Regions from separate parts of the Mus musculus genome. Here region 2 is linked to region 1. The links are chromatin loops, found by intact Hi-C in ENCODE. Cell type or tissue: heart. All regions are shown on one strand. Each heading gives the region's core, and the rest is flanking DNA. Links, peaks and the distances in the headings are about the cores only. Region 1 holds the start of Gm29243 (predicted gene 29243). Region 2 has its middle 55 kb from the start of Gm29243.

The links. A loop is a pair of places that touch in the nucleus more often than their neighbours do. Peaks named below come from ENCODE experiments on the same cell type or tissue, not always from the same donor. Only the 100,000 strongest peaks of a DNase experiment are listed, where the experiment ranks them.
Region 2: it touches region 1 in a loop (4-fold over the local background); 3 of 42 quality-filtered maps call a loop at or near these places.

The regions. Positions count from the first base shown.
Region 1 is chr8:34,208,371-34,223,870 of GRCm38, reverse strand. It overlaps Gm29243 (predicted gene 29243), which reads right to left and starts at 7,041. Exons shown (of 4, transcript NR_166073.1): 1 at 6,915-7,041; 2 at 2,907-3,004; 3 at 1-9. In heart, for the core only: a CTCF peak has its summit at 8,466 (motif pointing left); DNase peaks (open chromatin) are centred at 7,090, 7,680 and 7,990; H3K4me3 peaks cover 1,186 bases; H3K27ac peaks cover 1,364 bases.
Region 2 is chr8:34,263,771-34,279,270 of GRCm38, reverse strand. No RefSeq gene overlaps it. Among named protein-coding and RNA genes, the nearest start is that of Gm29243, 55 kb to the right of the region's middle. In heart, for the core only: a CTCF peak has its summit at 9,967 (motif pointing right); no DNase peak of the experiment used is centred there.

The sequences.
Region 1 (15,500 bases), core at 3,705-11,704:
GGCATCTCCCTGCGGTAGAGGAATGCTGTGGTAGGAATGCTGTGGTAGAGAGCTTCCCACTAAAATCAGTTGAAGAAAGTTAGCCTTCTAATAGGGAAAACCAGCCTTCGGTTGGTGGTAAATATGGAGACTTTATGCAAAAAGTCAGACGGAGGGCGAAGATTTCAAATTTCAAGACTCAGAAATGCAGAAATGCATGTGTTCGATTTTGAAGTACCTCTCCATGGGATACCAAGTCTCCTTACACAGCTATCGGTTTGTAAATCAAACTCTGACTCATTCCAGTATTGAAAACACATCTCAGACTTCACATTTCCAAGGTCCAGTTATGTCCACTCCCAGGTATTTCCATCTTTTACAGACAACTTCACCATTATTCTCAGTACTCAGATGAGAAATCAATTGTGACATCAACTTTGGCTTAAGTTAGATTCTCCTCTTCTGTCTCCGTCTTTCTGACTTTGTTTCTTTCTGTCTCTGTCTCTCTGTGTGTCTGTCTGTCTGTCTCTTCATCTATGTCTCTCTGTCTTTGCATTCCCCCCTTCCCCTCCCCATTCATCCATCCAACCTACCTACCTCTGCTGACCATTCTGGGCAGCTACATCCCAATCTGGGCAATCTCACGCCTCACCACCCAATCCTGATCTAATGACCTTGGGTCGGTCAGGTCTCCTGTTCCCCACAGCTGCCTCAGTGAACTGCTCTCATTGCATTGCAGCCTGCCTGGTCCTTTAAACATTGAAATATAATAACTCTCTGGTCAGAGAAATCTCCTATGGCTTCTCCCTTATCTCAGAGTGAGGTCTAAAGACTTCATCAGGACTAAAAGGACCCTCAGTTGCCTCTTCTGCCTCATCTTTCCCTAATTAGATCTTCCTTTTCATTGCTGAGAGACCAAATCTTTTGAGTTCTGACTCCATTTTAGAGAACCTAACCCAAGTTTGAACTCAGGTAAACTAACAGGCTGGTACCTAACATTAGTTTCCAAGTTGCCCTCACCCCCAACAAAACCAGAGCCTAGCTCCAGTCTCTAGATTAATTCCTAACAAGACCAGTATCTCCAGGTTACACCCTCAACAATACCAGCATCTCCAGGTTATTTCCCCAGCAACCTGCCTCCCCAGGTTACAAGCCCACCCCCTGCCTAATGACCACCAATGCAGAGGAGAGCAGAAACTAAGTTTATTATATGACTTCCAGCACCAGCCAATTATGTTAAAGGCCATGGTAGCTCTTCAATTAGATGCCTGTACACGTACCCCTGCTTGCTGCATACTATAAAGCCTTGCCCCGATAGATATTTGGGGCTCTACCACTACCAAAACCGTCCTGTGTGACAGCGGGTGTGTTGGAGGAACCCGAGCTAGCTTGAATAGAATAAAGACCCTGCTGTGAGTTTCAGCAGATCAGCTCCTGTCTGTTTGGGGAGAGGGAGAACCACTAACATTTCCCTGGCACTGCAGTGCCTCTGCTGTTCCCAGACCGCAGAGAGTTCTCCCCATCCAAAGCATCTGCCATAGCTCATCTCCCTTAGCTTCCTCTGCTGCTCAGAACTCTGTTTGTGTCAGCTTCTTAAAAAGACTCTAATTTAATGTCCTACCTAAAATAGTCACCTAATCGCAGTCCAATCCCCTACTTACTCCCAAACATTTTCACCAGCAGTGTATCTGGCTGTATATTCCTCAGCTGCCTTCCCCCGTCCCTCATCCCATCAATTGTAGATCACGAGCCCATCTGAGTAGGTGCTCTCTTTCACTACTCAACCTCCACAATCCAGCACAGTGATTGCCGTGTAACAGAAACTCAACAGAGTCTTGTTGAATGGACAGTATCCTTTCTATTTCCTTGGGGCAGATATGTCCCTATAGTTTCTATCAGAAAAGTACTCTTGAAATTTCTTCTACCTTGCCCGGGGTTGATCGAAAGGAGCAGGTGATCTGTGCATGATGGCTTGAGCACGGGGAAATTATGGAAGAAGGGATCTGACTGGGGTAGATCCACCAAGGGAACCACAAGGGTCAGCCCAAGGCATGAGCCATCCCAATCGCCACAGAGTGGAATCCAGAAAGACTACATGTCTCACCCAAGGTCACAGAAATACTAATTGGCAGAGATGGAAGTACCAATTAAATCTCCTAGCTGTGTCCTGGTGGTGTTTCTCTGTAAACTACATTTGTGGGGGAATAACAACTTCTTTAAATGGTTTTCTAGCTGACTCCATTTCATGGTGTTAATTGATGAATCCATTTCGATCCTAACCCTTTGATGTCCCCCATGTTTTCCCAAGAGAAGGTGTGCTTATCTAATTAGCACACGCAATACAAAAAAAAGAAAAAAAAACTGAGAGCAAATAGCTAGTATAATGAATGACAGAGAGTGATCAAAAAGATGCTGACAAGCTACACCAATGAGCCAGAAATGATAAGAGGAAACTTGGAATCCAAGGGCTGTAACTAGAGTCAGCCAGGAAGGAAACAAGGTCCAGCAATGGCTCTGATGGAAACCATCCAGGTGCTTAGGAATACCATGGAACCTCCTCTGCCCTGAAGTTCTGACTCAGTAGAACCAGATTGTCAACTGACACCATGTAACATGACACCTGCAAACACCCAGTGTGGTGGCAGACTATACTAATAGAACATAGATTCTAAAATAAAGGTTACCATGCATTGTAATGTTTGTTGAACAAACTAGATACTCATGCAATCATTCATGGTTGTGCCCATTAAGACTCAAAAACTGGGTTTTATGGGTTAAAAGTTAGGCATATCTCTACACTCAACAGAGCTCATGGTCTTTCGAGAAAGTCATTCTGTGTAAGCGGTATCCCGCTTCATGAGCTTCCTCTTCCTCAAATTCCTCTCCCTAGAACCTTCAGGAAGGTTGACAACAGAGCAGAAACTTACCTTCAGTCCAAGATGCCAGACTCTCCAGGCAATGGCTTTAGTATGAATTGTACGGAGAATCCCCTGTAGCTAGTCTTCTATCTTTATGGTGCTGTTAGCTTATGAGATGAAATAGGAAATTACATCTGGTGGCACGACAGAGATGGCTCAGTGTAAGAGCACATGATTCATGAGCATGAGGACATACAAAAAGCCAGGGGTGGCGGCTGTATGTATACCTATAACACCAGCACTGTGTGCATGGAGACAGGAAGATCCGCCTACCAAACTATCTCTGGGTCCGCTGAAATGCTCTGTCTCAAAGGAATGAAGTGGAGAGTGATGGGACAGGATACCCAACAACCTCTTCTGGCCTCTGCTTCAGTACACATACACACACAGAGACACACACACATGCACATACACCATACACAAATACACCATACACACATGCACATATACCATACACACACACATGTGCACATATACCATACACAAATACACCATATACACCCATGTACATATACCATACACAAATACACCATGCACACACATGCACATATACCATACAGAAATATATCATATACACATATATACATATGCCATATACAAATATACCATACACACACATACACCACACACAAATACACCATATACATACATACACATATACCATACACACACCATAGCATACACAGGTATATACACCATACACAAATACACTATACACACACATACTCATACTCATACACCATACACACACAGATGCACAAATGTACCATACACACACATGTGTACATATACCATACACAAATACACCACACACACATGCACATATACCACACACACATGCACATATACCATTCACAACCTCACCATGCACACACAAACACACACACACACACACACACACACACAGAGTAAATAAAATAAAATGCCCACCTTTGCATAGGGTAGAGCATAGCAAATCTGCCTGCCTATGCTGTCAAATGTTAGCCCTCTTGAAACTCATACTCACACAACCAGAATCACCATCTCTGCCCACGCCAGCCTGACCAGATCAGATTGGCTTCCTGAACCACTGTTATTTCCCCTTTACACTTCTAGGCCTGAAGCTAGGGGGCCATTTGGGCTCACCCTTGCTTGTCTTTATAGAAATTTCCTCTTGGAAACCCCATTCCCCTGCCTAAGTCACTTCCATCTATCACATAGATCCTTCTTCTCTTGACCCTCCCTAGTGGGAGAACCTCTTCCATCCCAAAGGGAAGCAGCTCCCTCTGTATCCAGCATCAACTGCTCATTTCCAATGCCCTTCCCAGACAAAAAGCCTGCTGAGCTCAAAATGCTGACGTTCATCCTGAGTGTCAAATGTTTACAGGGTCATGAACAAGCTAGAGTTTGCTCAAAACACAGTGGACGTGTAAATGATGATAGAAGGAATTCAACATGTCCAGCCTGGTCCCTTCAGGAGCTTAATTCCCTAGATGATACTAGTAAGCACTAAGGCATAGCTGCAGATACACCCTGCCTAGACAGCCTGGGCCTAGATTAATATTGGAGGATGATGGGAAACAAAATTAGAAGGGATCATTAAACCTACCCAAGCCTAAGAACACCTGGATTGGTTTTGGTAGATGTAACTTTAATTTTTTTCAAGACCGATTTTTAGTTTTATTAAACACTTTTTAGCCCACCACTCACCACAGGTAGCAAGAAAGATTGGATATGGTGTGGGGGGAGTGGACCTGTTTAGAAAGGTTCTTTGGAGCAACTCCCATCTGTGTTGTCTGGAAATCGGCAGTTCAGTTCATAGGTTAGCAGGAGCAGCTAAATCCACTCGCAAACGATAAGCGAGCCAAGCTTGCATTCTATTTATACCTTCCAAACATCACCTGTCCTCCATGGTCTTGCCTCAGCAAGCACATGTGGCTGTCTCAGCTGACATCACCGTGCCAATCAGCCCAAGTCTACAGAAGCGGCAAGAAGCCACAGCACACCACCTGAAGTTTATTGGTGTGTTTCTCTCTATAGTGTCCCGACAAATGCAGCTCAACTACGCAGTGTAAGGCAGACCAATACATGGGTGTCATTAGCAAAGAATCTTTCATTGAATGTCCTTTCATGTGCCTGCTTTAGTAGAACATCCTCTCTCCTGTGTCTGCTTCAGCTCAATGTTCCTTCTCCAGTCTGCCTCAGCCTTTCACTCCAGTGTCCACTTCAGGAAAACACCTTCCAACACAACTGACTTTCCAAAGAACCCTTAAGTTTCCACTTCATGTAGATCACCAGGAGCCCAAAGTAGAAGCCAACTCAGAGTAGAAACCTACTCAGAACTGGCTGTGGTCCTCTAGGCTATTGACTGTATATATGGGATGGGGGGAGGATCAGAGGGCATCAAAGCTGTTCTGATGCCGTTGGCATCACCCACACATCAGACAGGAAACTTCCAACCTCCAAGAGTGGTGTGGGGGAAAGGGAGGGAAGGGTAGACGAAAGTGAAGTAACTAAGCTCAAGTTCAGACGACTCAACAATGAAGTGGATGGGGAGCAAAGCCAGAAAGAAAGAGATGTCTGACTGGACTTTCTATTCCAAGCCCAAGCCTGGAAGCAAGGGGTACAGCCTGCCTCTGAAATGTGCCTCAGAGTCTTGGGCTTTAAGTGTGTGCTACTTTATGAGACTGTGGAAAGCCAGAGAGCTCAGTTGAGAGCCTTACACTGAAGAAGGAACTGTGGGGCCTTCCTGGAAGAAGTAAGTCATCAATGCAAGGCCTTTGACGGTGACATCTGGCCCCTAGTTCCTGTTGAATTCCCTGCTTCCTGATCCACCATGCCAATGAGCACACCTACTGGCATGGCTCCACCAAGTCTTCTCCGACATGATAGGCTGAAACCCTCAGAAACCATCACCCTCCCTCCCTTACGTTGCTTCTGTCGAGTTTTCTGCTCACCATGATGCAGAAGCAGCCGATGCCCCTAGGTAATATCATTATTATAAGTTTTTAAAATGAGAAAGATATTTGTATAGGGGGCGGGGGGAACATGGAAACAAGACAGGTACATAAAGAATATTTGTTCCATTTTGGACATCGTGGGATAAAACTGAGGTCCTGATGAACACCTGCCTGGAAATGTATCGGGAATAATGAGGAAGGCAGAGAGGGCTGATGCCGTGTATGACCCATGCAGCTTGGGTCCTGGGACCATGGCTAGAGGCAGAGGGAATGGAGGAAAGACAGACAGACAGACGGATGGACTCACGCATGCGCGTGTGCACACAAACACACACACAGGCGTGCACACACATATACTGAAGCTGAGACCAGGTTAGGTTTTCTAACTGCTCCTACCCAGAACCTCATGTTTATTATATGCACCAGGAGGAGGGGTTAGCCGGACCCAGCAGTAGATCTCTGTAGGCAGCAATAACAAGCGATAAATATGCAGGAGCAGGAAGCCACCATTGCTAGTCTCTGCACACTCATACTCGGACTCTCAAGGAGAGCTTTGCGGTTCCTCCTGAGTCTGGGCCATCAGCTTTACCAATTCCCCACAGGCCAATTGGGCTTGGAGTCCCTAACAAGCCGTGCCCATGTCAAAATAAACCTTCACTCTGGGCTTTACTTATTCAAGATCTCCTCTGATACCTACACTTTGGGGGCAGGGGCACTAAAACATAGCAGCAGTTGATCACTCATGACTCAGAATGACTCACATATTGGTAAAGATGTGGAGGCAGAAGATGACATGGACTTGCTAAGGAGCTGGCCAATGTAAGGACACAGGAAAGGTAAGAAATTAATAAAGCTCTTTTTCTCTGTTATCAAAACTCCTATTTCACTTATTGTAAAAAGAAAATGTTAAAGAAAGATGGAGAGGAAAATAAAAATGGATTTCCTCTATCCTCCAGACAAACACCATGAACTTCCTAAGGTTACTGCTTAAGTTATTAAGGATTTCTGTTGCTACATAGAGACACCATGACCATGGCAACTCTTACAAGGGAAAACATTTCATTGGCGACTGGCTTACAGTTCAGAGTTTTAGTCCATTGTCATCATGGTGAGAAGCATGGTGGCAAGCAGGCAGGCACGGTGCTGGAGAGGTGGCTGAGAGTTCTCATCCAGATCCTCAGGCAGCAGGAAGAGAGCACAACACTGGGCTTTAGCCTCTGAAACCTCAAGTCCACTCCTTGTGACACACTTCCTCCGACAAGGCCACGCCTCTTCCGACAAGGCCACGCCTCCTCATAGTGCCCCTCCCTATGAGTCTATGGGTGTCAGTTTCATTAAGATTACCAAACATCTAGACATTTCTCTGTGCATATATTAGAAATACTTGCTTTGGATAGTTGCAAGTTTACGTCTAATGGTCTCTAATAACTTTTGCTTGTAAAGTTTTTCAGTGTAATCGTCCTATTTTTGCCCAAACCAAAGTTCACATCAACTGCTAGATTTCTAGCATTCTTTGAAATCTTTTTCTGTTAAAAAGAACCCTATTTCCTGCTGTTGAAAGACGCAGGCAGGAAGTTTACTTCAGACCGTGGCTTGTCGAGGAAAGGGTGATATACCAGCTTCGGTGAGATTTTTATAAAGGAGCTGCCCTTGTTGTGTTTGAGAATAGAACCCAGAGAAATTGGCAGACAGCATTGAAAAAAGGTTTTAGACTTTGGAGGCCATAGGGGTTAAAGCATGTGGCGCTCAGAGCCTCTCTGAAGCCACAGACAGCCTGGTAAGGACGCCACACAGTCAGCTTGTTACATAAGACCACGCGTGGCTCTGCCTCCCCGCCTTCGCTTTTGGGGGATTTGGTTTCCTGTCAGGAAACAAGGTGTCACCAAGAGAGCTCTCTTCACAGAGCTGCCTTCAGGGCTAATGAGATCACGACTTCTGAGCTCCTCTGAGAAGCAGGCTACCTAGATTGAGGACAAACATTGCTCTAATCGGGTTGTGGTTTTTTTTTTTTTTTTTTTTTTGAAAAGAGCCACGTGGCTTCCTTGCTTCCTGTAGGATGGTCAGTCCTGGCTCCAGGGGCACCCGGGAAGTTTCCGGCTCTTTCTCTTTCCATCCCTACCCCAGGGAGAGCCTCTGTGTTTATTCCTGCTTGCCATGCCAAGCTTCAATTGGTTCCCTCAGGAGCTAGCCCCCATTACAATCCAAACTGATGCAAAGATCACCAAATATCAAGGGCTGGAGCTGAGCAACCCTAGAGGGTGTACCGCCCAGATTCTGCTCGGAGGGCTGCCTGGGGTTTCGTTTGTTTTTATTTCAGCATATCCTCCAATGGATGCACCTTTGCTATGTACGTTCTTGAAAACACCGGAGCAGTGTAGTGCATTCCCAGAAGCAAAGGGAAAGGCAGGAGTCTCTCTCCAGCTGGGTATCCATCAGCATCTCTTTGCATTTCAGAGCCTCCGGGAGCATCCTGCCAGGGACTCAGGAAAGCGACTTTCATTAAGCCACACGTACTGGTGCGGCCTTCAGTTTCCCTGAGACAATGCTAGGGAAAAAGGGGGAGAAAAAAAGAAAAAAGAAAAGAAAGGGCAAAACTATTCTGCAGCCAGGAGTACCCTCTAGTGTTCAGTTGAAGCCTGAACTCTGGCTACAGCCCACAAGCCCAATAAAAATAATGGGAGGATCTATGTGATTATACCGAAGGTTGCCTCTCCGGAGCAGCTGCAGTTTTTGCTTCATTGACCTAAGCTTCACAAGTCCCTTTGAAAGTACCGGGGCTAGAAAGTATAGTGCATGCTTTTAATCGCAGCACTCGGGAGGCAGAGGCAGTTCGAGGCCAGCCTGATCTACAGAGCAAGTTCCAGGACAACTGAGGCTACATAAAGAAAGCCTGTCTTGGCAGGGAAGTCGGGGGTCGGGAGCTCTGGAATGAATATGGTTTTTTAAAGGAAGATTCAGTCACTTATACACTCCCCAACAGCAGTTAGTATCTGGGTTTAGCCATGGAATAGAACTACATCTTACATCATTAAACTAGTTTCGATGGCACTGAAGTTGTAGAAAACATCGAGGCTGTGGTTGGAAGTTGAAGAGTTCAAGGCCAGCCTGGTGTATAGGTGAGACCCCACTGGCAGAGGTGTGGGCAGGGGAGGCGGGGAGGCTTTGTACTCTGCTGGCATCATTGTAACTGAAAAGTAACATAATCATATATTTAAATATCAAGAAGTAGCTTTCAAGTCTGACAGTACAGAGTCTACTGTGTGGACACGTGCAAAACCCAACTAGTTTGGAAGATGTTGTAATGACAGCTGCGTTCCAGTGGGGGCTTGATTAGGGTTTGGGGGTACGTCTTTTTTGTTATCTATGTTTTTGTAGCTGCTCTGTTTTGTCTCAAATTGCTTGTTAATACATATCTAAGCTGGAACAAAGCTTTCCTGTCTGTAAGGCCCTTCCAAAGCCAAGCTAAGTAACTAAGTGGCTCTGAGATGCCAAGTGGAGTTCCATATGATCATTTCAAAGCTTGTATTTCCAATGCCAAGGATGCTATTAGTTAAGAATAAAGCACAGTAAGTGTACAATAACAGGAAAATTTTCAGAAGCACCATGGATTATATGAATGGTAGATGAATCATAGGAGCATCAGATGAGTAAAAAGTTGTGAATAAATCAGAGGACAAAGCTAATAGCCACCACCAGAACTGTGTGCGCATCCTCTTAACCAAAAAGTTCAAAAATCAATTTAATATGTTCCATATTGTTGAAGCTTATGGTTTGTTCTTGGTTTTTGTAAACTTCCTGGACTTCAGAACTTTCTATGGTAATGGACCTTGGGGGTAAGAAAGCTGGAATTGGGCCTGTGAGACGGCTTGGTGCATAAAAGCTCTTGCAGTCAAGCCTGGAGGCCTGAGTTTGAGCCTCATGGTAGAAGGAAAATCCAATTCCCACAAGTTGTCCTTTGACCTACACACACACCACTGGCATATATACAGAATACATATATGCACACTCTGTGTGTGTGTGTGTGTGTGTGTGTGTGTGTGTGTGTGTGTGTGATTTCAGAGAGATGGAATTTCATAGGCCTCTGCTTTGTTTATTCTTTGTATTCATGACCAGGGGATGCTCTTCCAGTCTCAGCAACTTATCCAGTTTCCCAGAAGTGTTCTCACAAGCAGAGGCAGAGTAGCCAGAACAAAGTGGCTGTCTACAGAGCAGCTTGCTAATGGGCAGATCACTCTTGCATTGCTCTGCCAATATCTGACTGAGACACTTACAGAAGGAAGGATCTATCTTGGCTCACAGCTTCAGAGGGCTCAAGCCATCATGACGTAGAACGTATCACGGAGCAGTACAGTTCATATCGGCAAGAGCCCCTTCGTGAGCTTGTTCTATCAGCTACACCCTCACCTCCTACCAGTTCTACAGTCTTTCAAAATAGTACCACTAGCTAAGGAATGAAGATTCAACTTGTAAGGTGGAACAAGGCAGGAGGAAGAAATTTGGACCTGAGGAGTTGAGTCCCAGAAGATGGAGATGACCCCAGGAGGGAATGGAGGCAAATAAATGTTACTTGCTCTCCCATTGTTCTGACCTGGAACAACTCAAGGAGAAGCTTAAGGCAAAGCATCACAGCAGAAAAGTATAGCATTGTGATGTCTAGGAAGCACATAAAGACAGAAAGAAGAAGCAAATGTCTTCCTACCAGGCTCCATCTTACATAGCTCCCACCACCTCCTTCCAATGACATACAAAGGCTTCCTTGGCAGAAACTGAGTGAGTTTCCCCATAAGCTTAAGCAACTTACGAGTCACACACAGGCCTCTTTCTGTTTCTACCACTGTTACATACCCTTGAAATGTTCTGGCTTCTTTAACCTAGATCTTCCTAGATAGGAGTAATATTCCTGCCTCTGGCCATCTCTCAGAGCAATGGGATGGGTGCAACAGATGACAGTGAGGAACTGGAAGCCTCAAGATTTAGATGAGCAAGATTTAGAGAAATTTATGGAAGGCTCCCATACCGTAGTGGTTTGAATATCCTTGGCCCAGGGAGTGGCACTATTTGGCGGTGTGGCCTTGGAGAAGGTGTGTCACTGTGGGTATGGGCTTTAAGACCCTCATCCTAGCTGTCTAGAAGTCAGTATTCTCCTAACAACCTTCAGATGAAGATGTAGACCTCTAAGCTCCTTCTGCACCATACCTGCCTAGATGCTGCCATGTTCCCACCTTGATACTGGACTGAACCTCTGACCCCGTGAACCAGCCCCAATTAAATGTTGTCCTTATGAGAGTTGCCTTGGTCATGGTGTCTGTTCACGGCAGTAAACCCTAACTAAGACATGTACCTTGCCTCTCCGTGAACCTTCACCAAACATCATGAAACCGTTTTGTTGAGCTTCAGGAGCTGTTCATATGCTCTGGTTACAATGTAGGTTGTCCTTCAGATAACTCTGGCGCCACACCTGAGGTCTTCCCCAAAGGAACAATAAGACCCTGATCTAAGTTGTCCTATAATACCCTTTACAGCTGAACACAGCTCATAAGAAATGGAGACTTGATTGCTCTGGCTAAAAGGATTCTGGTTTTTCTGTCCTAACAAGGTCAGCTTTCTGCAACATATAGACTGAAGCTGCAGCCAAATCACATGTCCTGAAATGTCCCATATGGGTTTTTCCTCACTGGGTCTGCACCCACAATCCTGGAAACCCCTCTTGCCTCTGCCCCCGAGCCAGCTCTCATCTTGCACTGTCGGGTTCTTTGGAGACACCAGTTCCTGTTTTGTCGCTCTCTACTACTGCTTCCTCCATCCCTGCCACCCCTGTTGCCCCTCACCTCCTGTCATTACCTGCACAAGTCATCCAGCTAAATGTAACTTCTAGAATTCTCTGCATCGTAATCAGAGGAGACATCATCCTGCAATTTCATATTCTATCAGCGAGAGCCAGAGCATTTAGCAGCCCTTTTAATTTCCCCATGGCCTGGGGGTTGTCAGAGGCCTCCTCATTTTCCTGTCTTCCTCTCCTTTGGGTTTGGTTGGGTCTCTGGGCAACCACTTAACCAAATAGTCCTAAATGTGAGAGACAAGACAAGTCACACTTGTTACCATGTTAGGGACTCCAGTGACCTGCATCCACGGCCCTCGGTCCACCCTCCCCCATACTACTTCTAGACTACGATGGTCCTTATAGACCTTTTGACTGGTCCCAAAACTCCTCTGGTAAACACTTCTAGGGAAAAGAGTCCTGAATACCTGATGCTTCCTGGAAACAAAAGGATGTTATAAATGCATCTAGAATAATCCAGCCTGGCCTCTCCTCCCCTTACCATGTTTTCCCAGGACCAGCAGTCACCCAGCTATCCCCAAATCTCCAGAGTTATGTCAAACCTTGGACTTGCCAATGCAAGAATTTGGCTTGGGTTTTTTATTCTAAGTTTTTTTTTTTTTTTGGTTTTGTTGTTTTTTTAGATAAGGTCTTGCTGTGTAGTGTAGTCCTAAGCTGCCTCTGAATTCCTGATCCTTCTACCTCAGCAGCAGAGTGCTAGGATTATAGGTGTATGTCACCTCACCAATAACTTGCTATTTAAACCTCAGAGGTGGGTGACATGAATACACACTAAATATCACATAAATGTCATATGTTGTATGTTACCTTCCAGAAACTTACAATCAAATTACAGAGGCAAAAAGGTGGCACATGGACCAGGAAGGAGAGCAGAGTGATCTGTAATGGGGAGAAATCTAATAATACAGGCTGCAAGTCAGAGTTCTTTAGCAAAGCCCCCAAAGAACATTAACAACACAGATCCCTTAGCCTCGTTCCCAAGTAGTTTTATTACTAGGTGTGGACTAGGCTTTGATCTTTTCATGAAAATTCCTAGGTGGTATTGATAATAGGAGGCAGTCTTAGTCAGGGTTTCTATCCCTGTGAAGAGACACCATGACCACAACAACTCTTATAAAGGAAAACATAATCAGGGCTGGCTTACAGTTTCTGAGGTTAGTCTGTTATCTTCATGGCAGAGGACATAACAGCTTCCAGGCAGATATGATGCTGGAGATGGAGCTGAGATTTCTACATCAGGATCAGCAGGCAGCAGGAAGTGAATGTCACTCTAGATCTGGCTTGAGCATTTGAGACCTCAAAGCCCACTCCCTAGCAACACACCTCCTCCAACAAGGTCACACCTTCTAACAGTGCCACTCCCTATGGGCCTATGGGGGCCATTTTATTCAAACTGTTATGCCCCGACTCTGCAGGAAACCCAGGAGAGCTCAAGAACTATAGGGTCTGATGCATAAGAGTCAGACTCGACTGGCAAAGCTTCCCACAGCACAGGGCAGGAGTGGGACCCTGAGCTTGGAAGGCTTGGCACTTATATGCAGCATAGTTAGAGACTCTTTGAAAGCTTAGGGTGATGGGGGAGGCAGGGGAGGTGAGTCATAATTCAGACATGATACCATTTGGTAGAGCAGGGTTGCGTGTCTGCGAGGGGGATGCTTCTGACCTAAGGATTATCTTTATGGGGCTATCAGGAACTAGTTTTATGGCCAGCCATAACTGTCTGTGACCCCTGATCACCTCCCTTCAATGATTTAAACATGGGACCCTAATCTCTGTTTTCCAAGGACAGGCACCAACTGCACCTGAGAAGTGCCCAGCCTGATTATCAGGGAGAGAGCTAGCCTCAACGTCACAAGGGCAAGGGGGGCTGTCATCCATCACACTCAAGCTGGTACCCAGGGCTCCTTGAGTTCTCTCTGAGTGGCCAGGGAGGGGGAGGAAGCCCTGCATTTGCAGGGGGAGGCGGGGAGCAGGGGTTGGGGAAAGCAGAACTTCTGGGGGAAAGCTCAGAGGCAAGCTGTCTTCACATCCCAATGCACTTGCTGTGGGAGGGAGCCTGGGTTGGGAGAAGGGAAACTTCTGCAAGAAAGTGCAGAAGGAAGCTGCCTGTGCACTTCAGAACCACCACAGAGGCCAAGCGGTGCAACAAAACAGCACGACAGGTTTTTTTGGGTTGTTTAAAGATTTCATTGCAACAAACTACAACCGAAAGTATAGGAGACTGTTCTTCACACCAACAGACTCCATCACTAAAACAGAGGCTATTGGAACAGTGCGAGCCAGTACCCTAAATGTGGGAAGCCACATGTGCCGTTGCTGAGTGGCACTGACTACTGCTGGCCACCACACATAAGTTTGGACAAACAACCAATGTGTACATATGCAGTAAAGTTTTTTGCAAAGACACTGCCTGGCCCGGACATGATAATGAGGTTCTGTAAGGTACTGAGAGTATAACCAATCAGATGTGAGACATGCAAATGAGGTATGATAATGAGGTTCTGTAAGGTACTGAGAGTATAACCAATCAGATGTGAGACATGCAAATGAGGTATGATAATGAGGTTCTGTAAGGTACTGAGAGAGAGTAACCAATCAGATGTGAGACATGCAAATGAGGTATGATAATGAGGCTCTGTGAGGTACTGAGAGAGAGTAGCCAATCAGATGAGGAACATGCAAATGAGGCGTAGTGCATAACCAATCCAGGTGTGAGACACGCCTCTCCTAGGCCTATAAAAGCAGCACCAGTTCTGGGCTCAGGGTTTCTTCGCCTCTGCAATCAAGCTCTCCCAATAAACGTGTGCAGAAGGATCCTGTTGCAGCGTCTTCTTGCTGGTCAAGTCCTGCGTGCACAAGACCTAAATACCCCCACGTTGATTTGTCCATGACTGAAAAGCAACTAAACTTGGAAGAACAACAAGCAGTTTCAGGGGCACACAGGGAAGGTTTTGATTGACACAAGAGATCACCGGAAGGCATCTAATTTCTTGTCCTCTTTATAAGTCTGGGTTAGCCTGTTTACCACCTTTGCCAGGGTCAGCAAAGCCCCTCCCTGTTTCCCTTTTGTTTACTGGCCTTTGCTCAGGGAGGTGACCACACTACCAGCTCCCACCCAAGACCCTTCAATCTGTGGATAAAAGACACACACAGTTTATTCCTCCACAGTTTGTCTTCTTGACACAATTGCTGGGCTCAGATATCTCTCACCTAGAAAAGCATGCCCTTAGCAATTTATTATCTCCATCTTTCCACCTGCCCTAAACTTAGTGGCTAGTCCCATCTAGCCCCTGCCAAACATCCTTGTCCACCCGCTTATAGCAGAGGCTGCAGGCCCTAGCTGCCCCCTCCCTGAGACCTTACATGGTTCTTGTGTTCTTCGTCCTCCAAAGCATGGTAGAAAAGCCCCTCTCTGTGTCCCTGCCTTTTCCTCCTGGAACCCAGAAGTTCTGCCTGTACCTTCTACCCAGCAATTGGTCCTGGCCTCCTTTATTGACAAATCAAGAACCAATTGGAGAACAGAACTTTAGCATAAGCACCACCCCCTTCATTAGCCTCCAGGGCTTGTTCCAGAAACGGAATTCCCAAGTCCAACCTACAGCCCTGGCTTTGGAAGAACCACCAGTGAAACTCAGTGATTACTCTTCGACCACAGACACCAACCTACACCCTCTTGCCAGTCCTTCTTGGTAGGAAAGAGCAGGGTCAGACATTTTACCAACTTCTTCATTTTACAAGGAGAGAGGGAGAGACTCAAAACCACAGGCACTGAGGAGCCCCCACATACCACCACACCACCCAAGACAAAACTACCGACGCGGCTAA
Region 2 (15,500 bases), core at 5,095-13,094, 54 kb before region 1:
CAGTCTCTACATGGTCCATCCTTTCATCTCAGCTCCAAACTTTGTCTCTGTAACTCCTTCCATGGGTGCTTTGTTCCCAAATCTAAGGAGGGGCATAGTGTCCACACTTCAGTCTTCATTCTTCTTGAGTTTCATGTGTTTAGCAAATTATATAAAGGATCTTTACCTATCCTAAATCAGATAGGGGACTAATATCCAACATATATAAAGAACTCAAGAAGGTGGACTTCAGAAAATCAAATAACCCCATTAAAAAATGGGGCTCAGAACTGAACAAAGAATTCTCACCTGAGGAATACCGAATGGCAGAGAAACACCTGAAAAAATGTTCAACATCCTTAATCATCAGGGAAATGCAAATCAAAACAACCCTGAGATTCCACCTCACACCAGTCAGAATGGCTAAGATCAAAAATTCAGGTGACAGCAGATGCTGGCGTGGATGTGGAGAAAGAGGAACACTCCTCCATTGTTGGTGGGAGTGCAGGCTTGTACAACCACTCTGGAAATCAGTCTGGCGGTTCCTCAGAAAATTGGACATAGTACTACCGGAGGATCCAGCAATACCTCTCCTGGGCATATATCCAGAAGATGCCCCAACTGGTAAGAAGGACACATGCTCCACTATGTTCATAGCAGCCTTATTTATAATAGCCAGAAGCTGGAAAGAACCTAGATGCCCCTCAACAGAGGAATGGATACAGAAAATGTGGTACATCTACACAATGGAGTACTACTCAGCTATTAAAAAGAATGAATTTATGAAATTCCTAGCCAAATGGATGGACCTGGAGGGCATCATCCTGAGTGAGGTAACACATTCACAAAGAAACTCACACAATATGTACTCACTGATAAGTGGATATTAGCCCCAAACCTAGGATACCCAAGATATAAGATATAATTTGCTAAACACGTGATCGTGTTTTAAGCCTCTCCCTGCTACTATTCCAACCTTGAGAGAGAACTACCGAAATCTGCAGGTCTCCCTCCCAGTCATCAGAGGACTGAACCCTGTGTGTAGATGGCTCCAGACTCAAAGGACCTGCAAAAGAGGAAACAGCTCCCACACAGAGCCAAGAATAAGGCCTGTTCCACCAGTGCTGGGCCTTAAGCAGATATTTCAGACCATCTTAGGCCCTGGTTAGAGTACTGAAGACCATCTTGGGCATCTTGGATGGATAATGTAGATCGCCTTGGACCTTAAGTGAAAGCTACAGATAGTTGTGGGCCTTAGGTATATACTGCAGACCATCTTGGGCCCTAAGTGGGCTATCTTGCCATCTTGCCTCAGTGGGGTGGACAATTAAACCTAAAATTTTATTCTGCTTCATGGTTGTTCTTCAAGAATGGAGTTTTTCTTCAGTTGATTTGCGCATAAACTCATGTCCTGGTTTTGAGAACTGTAAAAAGTTCCTTTTGTTCATTGGTGTAATGGTGCAGTATTTTGATGACTGGTTAATTTCAGTTGCTTGACAGATGGTAAAAATGTGAGACTAACAGGGTTCCTGTTTGTTTTGTTTTGGCCGTGCCTTACTTTTTGTTATTTTATCTCGTTCATAGTTTCCCTTTTCACCCACTGTCTATAATGTAATTCCCTCTCCCATTTTGCCCTTTCTCACCCAAGCTTCCTTCCTTGGAAGATCGCCCTTTAAAATCGGGTTTCCCACCAACAGAGCAGCCATGCTGGTGGAGCCGTCACCGTGGCTCTGGCCACAGACCTCTTACACTCTTCCTTAGAAGACGACAAGCAGCCATGCCCCTGAGGGTAACCATAGCAATGATTCACTTGGGCCATATTCTTATATGACCAGGATGAAATCATACAGTGTAGATCCCTGTGTCTAGCTCGGTTCTATCTTATCACGTGACTCATCCACAGAACACAGTATGTTCTCTCTCCTGCTGAATTCTACTCTGCGTGGATATGCCACAACTGATGCCCTTGAAATCACTTCACCTTTGGGGCCAATGTGAACAGTGTTGATGTGAGCCTTCTTGTGTGCATCTTGGTAGCTGTCTGAATATCATATGCCTGGGGCTAAAATTGCTTGTTCACAGACAAGGATTGTGCTGGCCAGTTTTATATCAACTTGACATAAGTTAGAGTTATCTGAAAGAAAGCAAACTTAATTGAGAAAATGCCTCCATGAGATCCAGCTGTAAGGTATTTTCTTAATTAGTGGTTAATAGGGAAGAGATCAGAGCATTGTGGGTGGTGCCACTCCTGGGCTGGAGGTTCTGGGGTTCGATATATAAGAAAGCAGGCTGAGCAAGCCACGGGGAGCAAGCCAGTAAGCAGCCCCCCTCCATGGCCTCTGCTTCTGCTCCTATAACCAGGTTCCTGCATTGATTGAGCCCCTGGCCTGACTTCCTTCGTGATGGATGCAAAAGCAGAAGCCAAATAAACTTTTTCCCCCCTAGCTTGCTGTTGGTCATGGTATTTCATCACAGCAATGGTAACCCAGAGTAAGAAACGTACATATAAAAATCCTTCTTGCTGCACATACTTGTCAATATCACAATATTGCCTTTTCTGCTTAACCTGTTTTAGTAATACATGGTAATCTTTCACCACAATAAAGCATTTATTTATTTTGTTATTAAGCCTTGGCTGTCTGCTTTTAGAAGTGTATCTTGGTCATTTCTCTCATACTTTGTTTTGGAGCAAACAGACCTTTTCCCTGATGACTAATGAAGTTATCATGCTCACAAACCAAATGAGTCACGGAGCTAAAGTGAGACTTAGAACAACAGCCCGAAGCCTCTAGGCTTTTGCTGCCACCAGAATAGGGAGTTCAGGGTCAGTTGTAGTTGGTAATTGTGGCCAAGAAAAGCCAATGAATAAATCTTAAATCTTAAATGTCCTTAAACCATGACGGGACTCGTGTGTGTGTGTGTGTGTGTGTGTGTGTGTGTGTGTGTGTGTGTGTGTGTGTGTTTTCTTTTGTAACTCATTGCATAGTTCCCCAGCATGAACTTTATAAATAACTGCATCATGCTACAATGTCAAAAGGTGGTGGTAGTGGGTGAGCTAAATAATGGCATGGCCATTTATGAATTACAGGGACTGACCTAAAAATTGTGTGTGGGATAGATGATAGAAAGTGAAACTGTGCGTAGGTAAAAATAGTTAGAGATAAGTGGGACAGGAAGAGAAGCAACAAAACCGGAAAACAAAGACAAACCAGTGCAAGCTGGAAAGGGAAATTTACAAGAACTAATCCTTCGATTCTTTTTTTAAGACCAAAAGCAGAAAAAGAAAGGGTTTTTTTTTTTTTCCTTTCTGATGACAGATGGACACAGTGGGCCAGAAGACAAGGCAGTTTTTGAAAAGTATATACTTTGTGTAAAACCCAATGATTTTTGACATGTCAGCTATATCCAAGAGAAAAAAAAATACCTCATCCTGAAAAATGGGAATTTTGGTTCAAGAAATATAAGGCTAAAGATAGAGTTGGGTGAATCAGTTGAAAAGAGATCTAGAAGTGAAGATAAGTTAGAGAAAGGTCAGAGAAATAGGAAGGGGGAGTCTGCCTGTTCCAGTAACTCAAGGACAAAAATCAGAGCAGTGTGTCTACGGCAGTGGGTCTAGAGTATCGGGTCTAGAGCAGTGGGTTCTATAGCATCTACGGCAGTGGGGTCTAGAACAGCAGGGTGTAGAGCAGCAGGCCTAAAGCAATGGGTCTAGAGCAGTGGATCTAGAGCAGCAGGGTCTAGAACAGCAGGGTCTAGAGCAATGGGTCTAGAGCAGCATATTAATAGAACATTTAGCAATGTCTTCCATTGTGAAAAGCAGGAGAATTGGGTCAGGAGTAATTGAAAATAGAGTTGAATGAAACCATTTCCATGGTGGAGAGCTCTTCTTATTTCAGACCCTGAAAATCCAAGGACCATAATCACTGAAAATTCCATAGCTTCCAAAAGTTAGATTTGGCTTGCAGATTTCCCACTTATGTGGGAATAGTGATAACCACGCCCTTATAATAGTTTTTGCAGAAAACCTATCCACTACACTTACTGTTTCAGATATGTTCCATTTCGAAGCAATAGCCCATTGAATTTGTGCAAAGATTGAGGATGAAATGCTGAGTTCTGTGTGAGCAGCTGTCATGACAGATCGCAGATCTTGAGTGGTTAGATTCTGTTGTTCTGGATGTTCAGCCAGGGTGTTCTGCCTCTCAAATAAGCCTCGGCCTAGGAATCCTTAGGCCCCTATTGTGGCCCTGTGTGATGCTCACAGGACCTAGTTTCACTCAGATCTCAATCTGGTTTGAGGCTTTACACTACACATGAGCCAAACTCAGCAAAATGACAAGCAGGGTGACTCACATTATGGGAGTGAGTCTCTTTTCACTAGGATCTACTGGCCTTGTGATGAAAAAGGACAGCTTTGACATGTACTCTGGAGGTAGGCACTGCTGTTGGCACTGATGTCATGGGGGCTGAGCCCCTAAATGGGGCAGGGAAGTTGTGGACACAAGATGGGAACGTTGAGGGCCATCCTGCTGCTTTAAACACTGTCCTGGGGTCTGAGGTAGACTTAGACAGAGATCCTTAGCTCACTGTTTGAATATTATGGTTTATTTAGAAGCTGATCTCAAGAAATGCCCATGGTAGGTCAAAGAGGCAGGATAGGAGAAAAAAAAAGTAAAAGAAGCCACTCTGTGGAATTAGAGAACTGTCACACACGGTGTCAGGCACAGCCCGGGGGGTATGCTCGAAGCTCAGGTGCCTCATCACTTCCTAGCAATTCTGGCTTGCCCTCAGGTACAGGATGGCTCTGAGAGGCCAGGCAGAGCTCCAGGCCAAGAAACGCCATGGTTGACGTTGGTTCCAGATATGCGCACACCAACTGTTGTGCTGAGGATGAGGGCATAAGGCCCTGTCACCTACTCAAGCCCTGATAAGGAGAACACTCTATAAAAGTCAAGGCTGTAGTGATCTCTAGTGGACCTAAGCATAGGACATAATCTCCTAAGGTCTGGACAGGACTCTGAGAGGCGCCTCCCTCCCCATCTCTCTGCATTATTGCTTCTCCACATAGTGTGCTTTGTTCTTTTTAGCCCTGTGCACATGGCTGACTCTTAGGATGTGACTGCTCTCTTCCTTCTTTACCACAACAGTCAGAGCAGGCCTCCTTGGGTTGGAATCCAGGCATCTGAGACCCATGAACCGTTTGGCTGCCAGCTTGATGCTCTATAGAGCATCTATAGTCTTGACATTCTTAATCTTTTTTGATCAGTGGTCCTACATCTTTATTTTGCACTAAACTCCACAAATTATGTAGCCAGTTCTGCTAAAAATTTGTAATCCCATTTTACAGGCATGTATTGCATGCCCCAAATTATCACATGTAAACTTCACAAAGATGTCATCCACAGGGCCATTGTTCATCCTTGTATATATGTCACAAGACCCCAAAGGGCTGTTCTGTTCTGTTTTGAGACAGAGACTCATGAACCCTAGGCTTCAAACTTCCTGCATAACCAAGGATTACCAACAGTCTAGACTATCTGTGGTAATTTAGAAGATACCATGTGGTCTTAGACAGTGGAGATCTACAAATTCTGACCCTCTTGCCTCTACCTCCCGAGTGCTGGGACTATACCATACAAATTATATGATGCCCACTATCTTAATTAGGGTTTACTAGTCTGTGATAAAACATCATGACCAAAAGAAAGCTGGGGAGAAAAGGATTTATTTCACTCACAGTTCCACAGAACAGTCCATCATCAAATGCAGTGAGGGCAGGAACTCAAGCAGGACAGGAACCTGGAGTCAGAAGCTGATGCAAAGGCCATAAAAGGATGCTGCTTACTGGCTTGTCCCCCATTGCTTGCTCACCCTGCTTTCTGATAGAGCCCAGGATGCTTGAATCTCACTCAGAAGGGGAAATAAAATAAACATCAGAGGTGGAGGGAGGGAGGGAGGGAGGGAGGGAGGGAGGGAGGGAGGGAGGGAGGGAGGGAGGGAGGGAGGGAGGGAGGGAGGCAACAGGGTGGGAGAGAGAATGAGGGTAGTGATCAGATATGGGAAAAGGGAGGTGGGAGAGAGAACAGAAATTGGGGGGGGGCATCTCTGGGATGAGCAGGAGACCTGGGATGGGGAGGCTCCAGGAAATCTATGGGGGTGACCCTAGCTGAGACTTCAAGCAGCTACGGATATGGAGACTGAAGTGGCCACCTCTTGTAGCCAGACAGGACTTCTAGTGGGGGTGGGGGGACACCAACCTACCCACAGGACTTTCAACCCAAAGTTTGTCCTGCCTACAAGATTCACAGGGATGATGATGGAGCAGAGATTGAGGGAATGGCCAACCAATGAATGGCCCAGCTTGAGACCCATGTCATGTGAGAGAGCCAACCCCTGACACTATTAATGATACTCTGCTATGCTTGCAGACAGGAGCCTAGCATAACTGTCTCCTAAGAGGCCTCATCCAACAGCCGATAGAACCACATGCCGAGACTCATGGTCAAGACTTAGGTGGAGCTTGGGGAGTCTTGTGGAAGAGTGGAGATAGGATTGAGGGAGCAGGAGGGGTCAAGGACACCACAAGAAGATCTACAGAGTCAACTAACCTGGGCCCATGGGGCTCACGGAGACTGAACCACCAACTAAAGAGTGTGTAGGTCTGTACCTCGGCCTCCTACCCATTTGTAGCAGATGTGCAGCTTGGTCTTCATGTGAGTCCTCTCACAACTAGAGCGGGGTTTGTCTCTGACTCTGACCCTGACATTGGATTCCCCTTCCCCTACCTGGACTGCCTGGTTGGGCCTCAGTGGGAAAGGATGTGCTTAGTCCTGCTGAGACTTGATATCCTAGAGCAGCAGGTTGGTACCCAAAATGGGGACTTCCCCTCCTCTGAGGAGAAGGGGAGGGGATAATGGGAGGAGGGTTTCGTGAAGGTGGGACTGGGAGTAGAGGAGGGAAGGGGCTGCAATAGGATGTAAAGTGAATGAATGAATGAATGAATGAATGAGAGAAAGGGAGGGGGGAAATGTCCCACAGGCTTGCCTACAGCCCCATCTTATAGAACGATTTTCTTAATAGAGGTGCCCTCCTGACTACTCTCAGATAACTTCAGCTTGTGTCAAGTTGACATAAAATTATGCAGGATACTCACAAAAGAGAGATGCATTGAAAAGCCAGGAAAAAGAGAGGACTGTAGACCAACAACACCTCACGGAGCGAGAGGGAATGGCCATGTGGAGAGAAGCAAGGAAAAAAAGTCACTCTACTTCTTGATGGGACATGTCCTGAAAACCTTTCCTATCTATAATTCTGGAGCAAGTTTAATAGCTTCTCTTTGAGAGCATAAGTGAGTGTTCAGAAAAGTAAAATTCTCAAGTTCCCGAAACAAGGATCTGAAACCTGGAGGGGCGGCCTTCAAACAGAAGCCACTCCGGAAGGCAGGGAGAACAGGTAGACATTGTTTTGGGTACCCTTTTGGGGGTGGGGGCAAATGACCTTCTCACAGGGGTCACCTGAGACCATTAGGAAATAGAGATATTTACATTATGGTTCATAACAGTAGCAAAATAACAATTATGAAGCAGCTACAAAAAAATAATTGTATGCTTAGGGCTCACCACAACATGAGGAACTGTATTAAAGGGTTGCAGCATTAGGAAGGTTGAGAATGGCTGTTGTAGAGATTAGGAGTCCAGCCACTGTTAAAAAATAGCAGCCTTTAAAATCCACCCTTGGAAAAGAGTGGGTTGGTGGGGAAATTAAAGTAGCTGCCATGACCGGGCACGGTGGCACACACCTTTAGTCCTTAGCACTTGAGAGGCAGAGGCAGGCACCTCTCTGAGTTCGAGGCCAGCCTGGTTTGCAGAGTGAGTTCCAGGACAACTAAGGCTACACAGAGAAATCCTATTTTGAGAATAATAATAATAATAATAAAATAATAATAATAACAATACCTGCCAGGACAGTACACCATCAAAAAATTTACTTATTATAATTGTCTCAAGCTTAGCTGTCAGTGAAAAAAATATATTCTCCTCTAAAAATAAATAGAAATTAATATTTAGATGATAGAGAAATGTGTGCTATAGATAAAAGATACATCACCCAGTCCAAACCACATGAGAACATTTTTTTTAGTTTATAATAGCCATGCTAACTAAAACCTCTATATAAATTTTATCCAAAACTTAACATAAAAATTCAACACAGGCTGTTAATAGACCTTTGATGTAAAACAACTCAAAAAGATGATCTTGCAGCCCACACAGATTCTCACAGAGAAATTGCCAATGAAGATAAACTCTACGTTCAATGACAAAATGTATAAACAATGTCCTGCCCTGTGAAAACACTAGGAATCTATCCACCATGGTAGGACATGCCTCAGAATCCAATCTTCAGTAAACCCAGGTGATTAAACAATCCATGTGGAACTATAAGATAATTGTGTCCAAAGCCATTAAGGATGCAAAGGAACCTGTACAACTGTTCAAAAGCTATGATCAGGAAAGAAAAAAAAAAAAAGACACGCTGAAAACTTCCACAAGCAAAATGCATATGTAGCTATGGAGATTATAAAATCTCCATGATAATGCAAATGCATTAAACAGCAAAGTAAACGTGGGGAAAGAGAAGTGACTTGCACATGGAAAATAGGAGGGAATTCTCCATGCAAATCACAGAGGCGGACAGAGAAGGGACGGATCACTAGGCAGAGATATGACACAGAATAAAATGAAAAGGACAGACACGCATCTAAAAGAAATCCGCCACCGGGATGAAAATCTGAGGGCTTTTGGCAACTCAGATATAGAAAGCTTGAGCTTTAAGTGGCTTGTGGTGGCACATCTACCGTTCAGACGCCTCTGCTCTGATCGAGGGTCAGTCTACTCTCCAGGCTTGGGTTCCTTACCAGCTCCAACCTGCGCACCTCCAGATAACACTCAACTCACCCGCAGCAATGAAGGCTTCACACTTGCTTGTAAAGATCTCCAACTGAAGCAGACATCCCCAAAGAGGAAGTCGTATCTTATATTCCTGCCACTATCTGGTACTACTTCATCGAAATCAGACTTTAAAATTTATACAGAACAGAACTAAAGGTGAAAAGCCTCTGTTTTAAGCTTTCAGACAATAATATTCTATTTTTATAAAGGCATCATTCTTAAAGCACTGGAGATTGAACTCCTGGCCCCACCCATGCTAAGCGAAGGCCCTGCCGTGGAGCTGTGTATGACCTTTGTCTTCTTTGATTGACAGATCCACCCAATTCAAGAGCATGCACATTGTCAAGCAAGCCTGGCCAAGCAGTTTGGGCTTCATCTGAACACTCTGTGGAGTATTCTCCCTTCATCTGCACCCCGCGGGTTTGCACGCTGGGCATATTTTGTAAATCAAACTATAAATAACCATAATAAATGTCATATGTAAATTGATCTATTTTCAGGGTTTCTGAGTACAACAGGGAAATCTGAATAATTTTTTGAATGGCTGACAGATATTTCTTCTCATCTCGCACTTGGATATCGCCCAAACAACTGAGCAAAACTTCCTAAAACTTCATCTATAATTCTCCATAAGGTTAAAACATAGACCTTAAGAAGGTTCACTTCTCAAAAAGGTGCTCATTGAGGAAGATCAACGGTAATGAAGATCAGTAGCTTGAGCTGGTTATGTGATGACTCTGTCTCCAAGACTATGATTCAGAGACAAGAGTGGCTCTCAACCTTCCTAATCCTGTGACCCTTTAATACGGGTCCTTGTGTTGTAGTGACCCCCGACCATACAATTATTTCTGTTGCTACTTCATAACTGTCATTTTGCTACTGCCTTGAAGCATAATATAAATACTTTTGAAGACAGAGGTTTGTCAAAGTGTCACGGCCCACAAGTTGAAAACCAGTGGATGATACAAAAAAGAATGCGGGGGTGGCAACTGCTAGGGTCTGAACGTGAACGTCCCCACCAGGCTCCTGTTGTAAGCACTTTTCTCCAGCAGGTGGCAGTGTTGTGGGGGGCTGTGCAAATGTTTAGACCCTGATGAAAGCAGGTAGCTTGAGGCAAGCTTTTGAAAGCTGTACCTTTGAAAGCAGGACACGGCCCTACTCTCTTGCTATGATTTGAAGAGTCTCCCCACTTCACATCCTGTCACCAGAGAGGGACCCCCTTCCCCCAACCTTGCCTTCCTTGCTAAGGTGGACTGAAATCCCTCTGAAACTTCGGGAGGAACCAAACCGTGACGTTTTCTGTCACGTACATGGGACGTTAAGAGTAACACTGATAGAAAGTATGCAAGGTCGGCAGTGCCGGGCTCTCTGCCAGCGTCAAATTCATTGTTAGGACTGAAGCTAAACGCATCCCAGAAAAATAGCACTTCCCCTCTAACCTCTAAAACGAAGGCAAGTCGGGTCTTAAAAATGGTTTCTGCACCATTAAAATAGCTGGATTCTGGGAGCTGGGGAGATGGCTGGGGGGCGGGGGGGGGGCGGGTGCTCGCTTTGTAAGCAGAAGGTCCTGAGATCAAGATCCTAGTTCCTACAGAAAAGCAAGGCGTGGTGGCACCCACTGTAATCCTAGCAATCGGGAGAGTGGAGACAGGAAGATCCTTACGGTTTTCTGAAAAGCTAGTCTTATTGAATCCGTGAGCTCGTGGTTCAGTGAGAAACTTTGTCTAAAAAAGGAAGAGGAGAGGCTGTCCAGCCCAATGGATGACCTGAGTAGGACCCCTGGACTCCATGGAGTGGAAGGGAAGAACCAATTCCCATAAATAAATTGACCTCTGAGCTCCACATGCTTGCCCTGGCATGTGTACACACACTCTCTCTAAATAAATAAAGTAATTAATTAATTAACTAACATAAAACAAAGAACGATAGAGGAAGACATAGACATTGGACTCTGGCCTCTATACCCTTAACACAGATGGCACCCTATTAGAAGCACTAAGACCCTAACACATTGACTCCAATGCCCGCCAAAACTCAAACAAAAGCCTGACCCATCACAGTCCACAGATGTGGAAAGTCCCTACATGTACTAACCTTGCTTCTTTGGCTTCTGTAGCTCTCTGTTTATTGCTGTTCTTGCTGTGGTTTGTCAACTGGATGTGATTTCTGTGCATAAAAAAATCCAAGAATAGTAAGGCCGAGAGCAGAAAGGCTCCTGGCTGCATGACTGAGACAAGCAAGATTCCTGTGCAGCCACCACAGAGAGAGTAAAGACTTTCTATTCGGCTCTAAGCACATCTGTGTGTGTTCTCTTGTGGAGTTAGATCACAACAACACATCCTCACATGCATCAGCACTTGGGCACAAACACGTAAAAATACATACAACATATATAACAAAAATAATTAACTCAATAAAAAAAATTAGGTTCTATGATGGTTTGAGTAAGAATGGCCCCCATAGACTCATGTGTTTGAATGCTTAGCCCATGGTGAATGACACTAATAATAATGCGCTAAAACTCTAAAACCATAAGCCAGCCCCAACTGAATGTTTTCCCTTATAAGAGTTGCTGTGGTCATGGTGTCTCTTCACAGCAACAGAAACCCTTACACAGAAGTTGGTACCAGTGTACTGGGGTATTGCTGTGACAAACCTTATTAGGGGAGAACTGTGGAAGGACTTTGGAACTTTGGGCTAGAAGAGCCATTGTGTGTTCAGAGCTCAGTGGACTGTTCTTTAGGAGCTCGGGAGATGAGAATGTCAAGAGCAATGTAGACGATGAAAGCTTGGCTTGTGATGTTGCAGAAAGAAATTTAAAGAGCCTATCAAGGCTATTTGCTATTTTGAGTTGAGATTCTGTCATTCTAGTTAGGTGGAGATGAAGAGTCAGCCAGGACTAACAAGAGACAAGTACCATTGAAATGAAGCCTTTGCCTTACTGGGACAATTGATGCTGGGTAGCTGGTGCTAAGAAATTTGGCAGTATTTAAGAGGAGACTAGCATCACTAAGGTGAAATCTTTTGGGATGTGTTTCCTGAGAGCACAGAGAAGCTGTGTTGCAGAAGTGGCCAAGGTTGTACCTCATGCTAGCACCCAGACTTGGTAATGTGTCAGAGTCACCCAGATGGTGCTGATTTTGAAGGCACGAGGTATGGGTCATGGAGAGTAACTGGAGCTTGGCACTGTGAGATAAAAGGAGAGGCTGTTGGTAAAGGTGCAGCCTCAGTGGCAGTTGAAGGCCCAGATCTAAAGGGGCTATGCAAAGAAACTGAGGCATGGCATCTCGAAGAGAGCATATTAAGAGGTTATTGGTGAAAGTGCAGCCCAGTTGCAGTAGAAGACCCCAGCATATTAAAGATGCCAGGACCATGGGATGACCGCCAAGAACAGCAGCAGCAGTGGAGTGAAGTCAGATGGACCCTAGAAGACAAGCTGTTTGTGCTATAGAGGGCAGACCTGGAGAAGTGACCCAAGCCCTTTGGAGGAGTCCAAAAGTCCCTATGGGTGGATCCCAGACATTGGATGGTTGGAATTTGGTTTTGCTTTGATTTAATTGTGACTGTGCCTTGATTTTTTTTCCTCTTGAAATAAAGTATTTTATTGGAGCCCACAGTTGAGAGACTTTGGATTTTAAGAGGATTGGCTATTTTAAAGGGACTGAAATTTTAATGTGTTTGCATTTGTAAAAACTGTGGGACTTTTAAAGTTATTTGTTTTTATGTAAGATTTGGGGACAAATAAGAAAAGGAGGGTTGTGGCTTAATAAAGTTGTGTTTGTGTGCCAAGTTGACACAGGGTCAGTTGTACTGGCTGGTTTTGTGTGTCAAGTCAATTTGACACAAGCTAGAATCATCAGAGAGGAAGAAGCCTCAGTTGAGAAAACATGCTCATAAGATCCAGCTGTAAGGTGTTTCCTTAATGAATGATCAATGGCCCATTGTGGGTAGTGCTGTCCCGGGACTGGTGGTCCTGGGTTCTATAGAAAACAAGCTGAGCAAGCCATGGAGAGCCTCTGTATCAGCTCCTGTCTCCAGGTTCCTGCCCTGCTTGAGTTTGTTCTGACTTCCTTTGGTGGTAAACAGTGAAGTGGAAGTGGAAGCTGAATAAATCCTCTCCTCTCCAACTTGCTTTTTGGTCATGATGTTTTGTCACAGCAATGGGAACCCTGACTGAGACAGGTTTCTTCATAACAGGGCTGCATTTCCCCGTGTTGTGTAAAGATTAATTACTGAACAAATAACACATTGTCCAACGAAGCTGACCAGAAGAAATAAACAGATCCAGAGATAAAACCCAGCAAACTCAAAGAGAGAAAAACTCAGAAAGATGTGTCCTCTAAGTCTATGCCTTCCTATGAGGGAGGGAGGGAAGAAGGGAGGGAGGGAGGGAGGAAGGGAGGGAGGGAGAGAGGGAGGGAGAGAGGGAGGGGGAGGAGTTAACTCCCCCCCCAAGTCCAAGAGCAAAAATGGCAAAGCTCTACCTATTGAGACCGACTGGGGCATCATTTTAACCTATAGACATGAGGTTATCTCCCAAGTATATTCTGTTGTTTTTTTGTAGTTTACTTAAAGACACCTATTTTCATGGGTTGAATAGATGAACTGGATACTTGTTTTCTGAGCCCAGAAGATATTAGAAAACCAAATACTCCAAGTAATGTCTATACATGATATTGCACTAACATAAAGTCAGCTAGACCTACTCGACAGTGTTCTGTTGAGAACTCTGCAGAATGCTCTGCACAGGGGTCCTTGAAGCACCCAGGCTCACCTGCAAGGAGAGAGAGAAGCGGCAGAATCAAGCAGTACACGTGAAATTGACCTGTCCCCTGCCGTCTCCCGGCTCCCGTACCTGCGGACCATCCACTGGGTAAGGACTGGTAGCATGAAACTTCCCAACTCAAATCTACCAGACTGCTCACCAACCTCTCCGTGGAGTTCTCAGGACTTAGTTCAGTCTTCTCCATCTGCTCATGATTGTTTGTAATCTAACTTGACAGAAGTCTAATTAGCAGAGGAAACTCAAGGACTCGTTCTAAGGGCTTGAGACCTTGAGTGCCCAACAGGGAGAAGGCCTCAGTCCTCCATGTGTCCCTCTCAGAACAGTGACAATTCAGTACTCTGAGGTCTCCGAACATAAGAAGTCTGTGCTTGTATTGCTTTAGTCAAAAGAATTACTATCTCATGTTTCTAGCAACCTAGAAACCACCGGGGAAATCTGCCACGTGGCGTAACACTGTAGGCATGTATAGGGACAGGAACAAACCTTTCTATTCTAAGAAACTTACATATGCCTGTACATGCACACTGCCAAGAAAGGAACACCTCTTGGCTAAATCACGATTCCCGAAAGTACTTGAGGGGGAACCTCACCTTTTACATCAGTCATCTCAGAACAGAGTCTAGTTTTTCCAATCTGACCATGTTTTAAATAGTCAACCATGGCGTTCGGAGATACCTCAATCCAGACCAAACTTCATGTGGAAATTTGCCATCTAATTTTTTGTTCCTATAGTATTCTGCTGTCATTTTGAGATAGAAAGGGGTGGGGCAGAGTCTCACACCTAAGAATCAATTCTGCATAATTTTTTTATGTGAAAGCAGACATGTCTGTCTTTATTGGCAATTTTTTTTTCTACCTGTGTTCAGATGATCGGTATAAAATGGCTAAGGAAAATTTCAGGTTATTCTAACCCCACACCTCATCCACACCAGAGTCTCATCAACCAACAGTTTCTCCTTTCTTGAGAAAAAGAATGCTTGCAGGGCTGGAGAGATGGCTCGGCAGTTAAGAGCACTGGCTGTTCTTCCAGAGGACCAGGGTTCAAGTCCCAGTACCCATATGGCTGCTCACAACCGTCTATAACTCCAGTTCCAGGAGACCCAACACCCTTACACAGGCATACACGCAAGCAAAACACCAATGCATGTAAAATTAACAACATATAAATAAATAATTTTTAGAAAAGAACGCTTGCAAAGTGTTATTTACAGATTCCTTGCAGGGCGAGAATCCAATGTAGCAAACTCTTTGTCCAGAAAAAATGTTTGTGTGATGTTTTACAGCTCCATAGGGCTGCTGCCTAAATGGGCTCTGTGGTTGTCGCTTCCGTCTCTGTGAGTCCCCATAAGCCCTGCTTGGTTGATTCTGTGGGCTCATGAGGTCTGATTTATCAACATTCCTTTCCATGCCAGTAGTGCAGGACTTATGAGGGTGTCACCTCCACATAGGTCTCAGAGAATTCCACTAGTTTCCTGAGTTTCCTACATTTTTTTCATTTTACATTTAGGTTCACGATCCATCTTGAGTTAATGTTTAGGTGAGAGGTCTGGTTCGAGGTCGTTCTTCCCCCTATAGATGCTCAATTGTCCCCTGTTCCAGTTTGCCACAAAACCTAGCTTTCCTCCATTGGACTGCTTTATCAACTTCAGCCAAGTTAGGCGGAAACGGTTCTAGAGATCTGAATCACAATAATCCGGATGCTCTTTGACACTAATACTACTATCTACTTAACATAGCAAAGATGATCAATTTCAGCCGGACATAGGGACTATCAATCCTGCTTATTT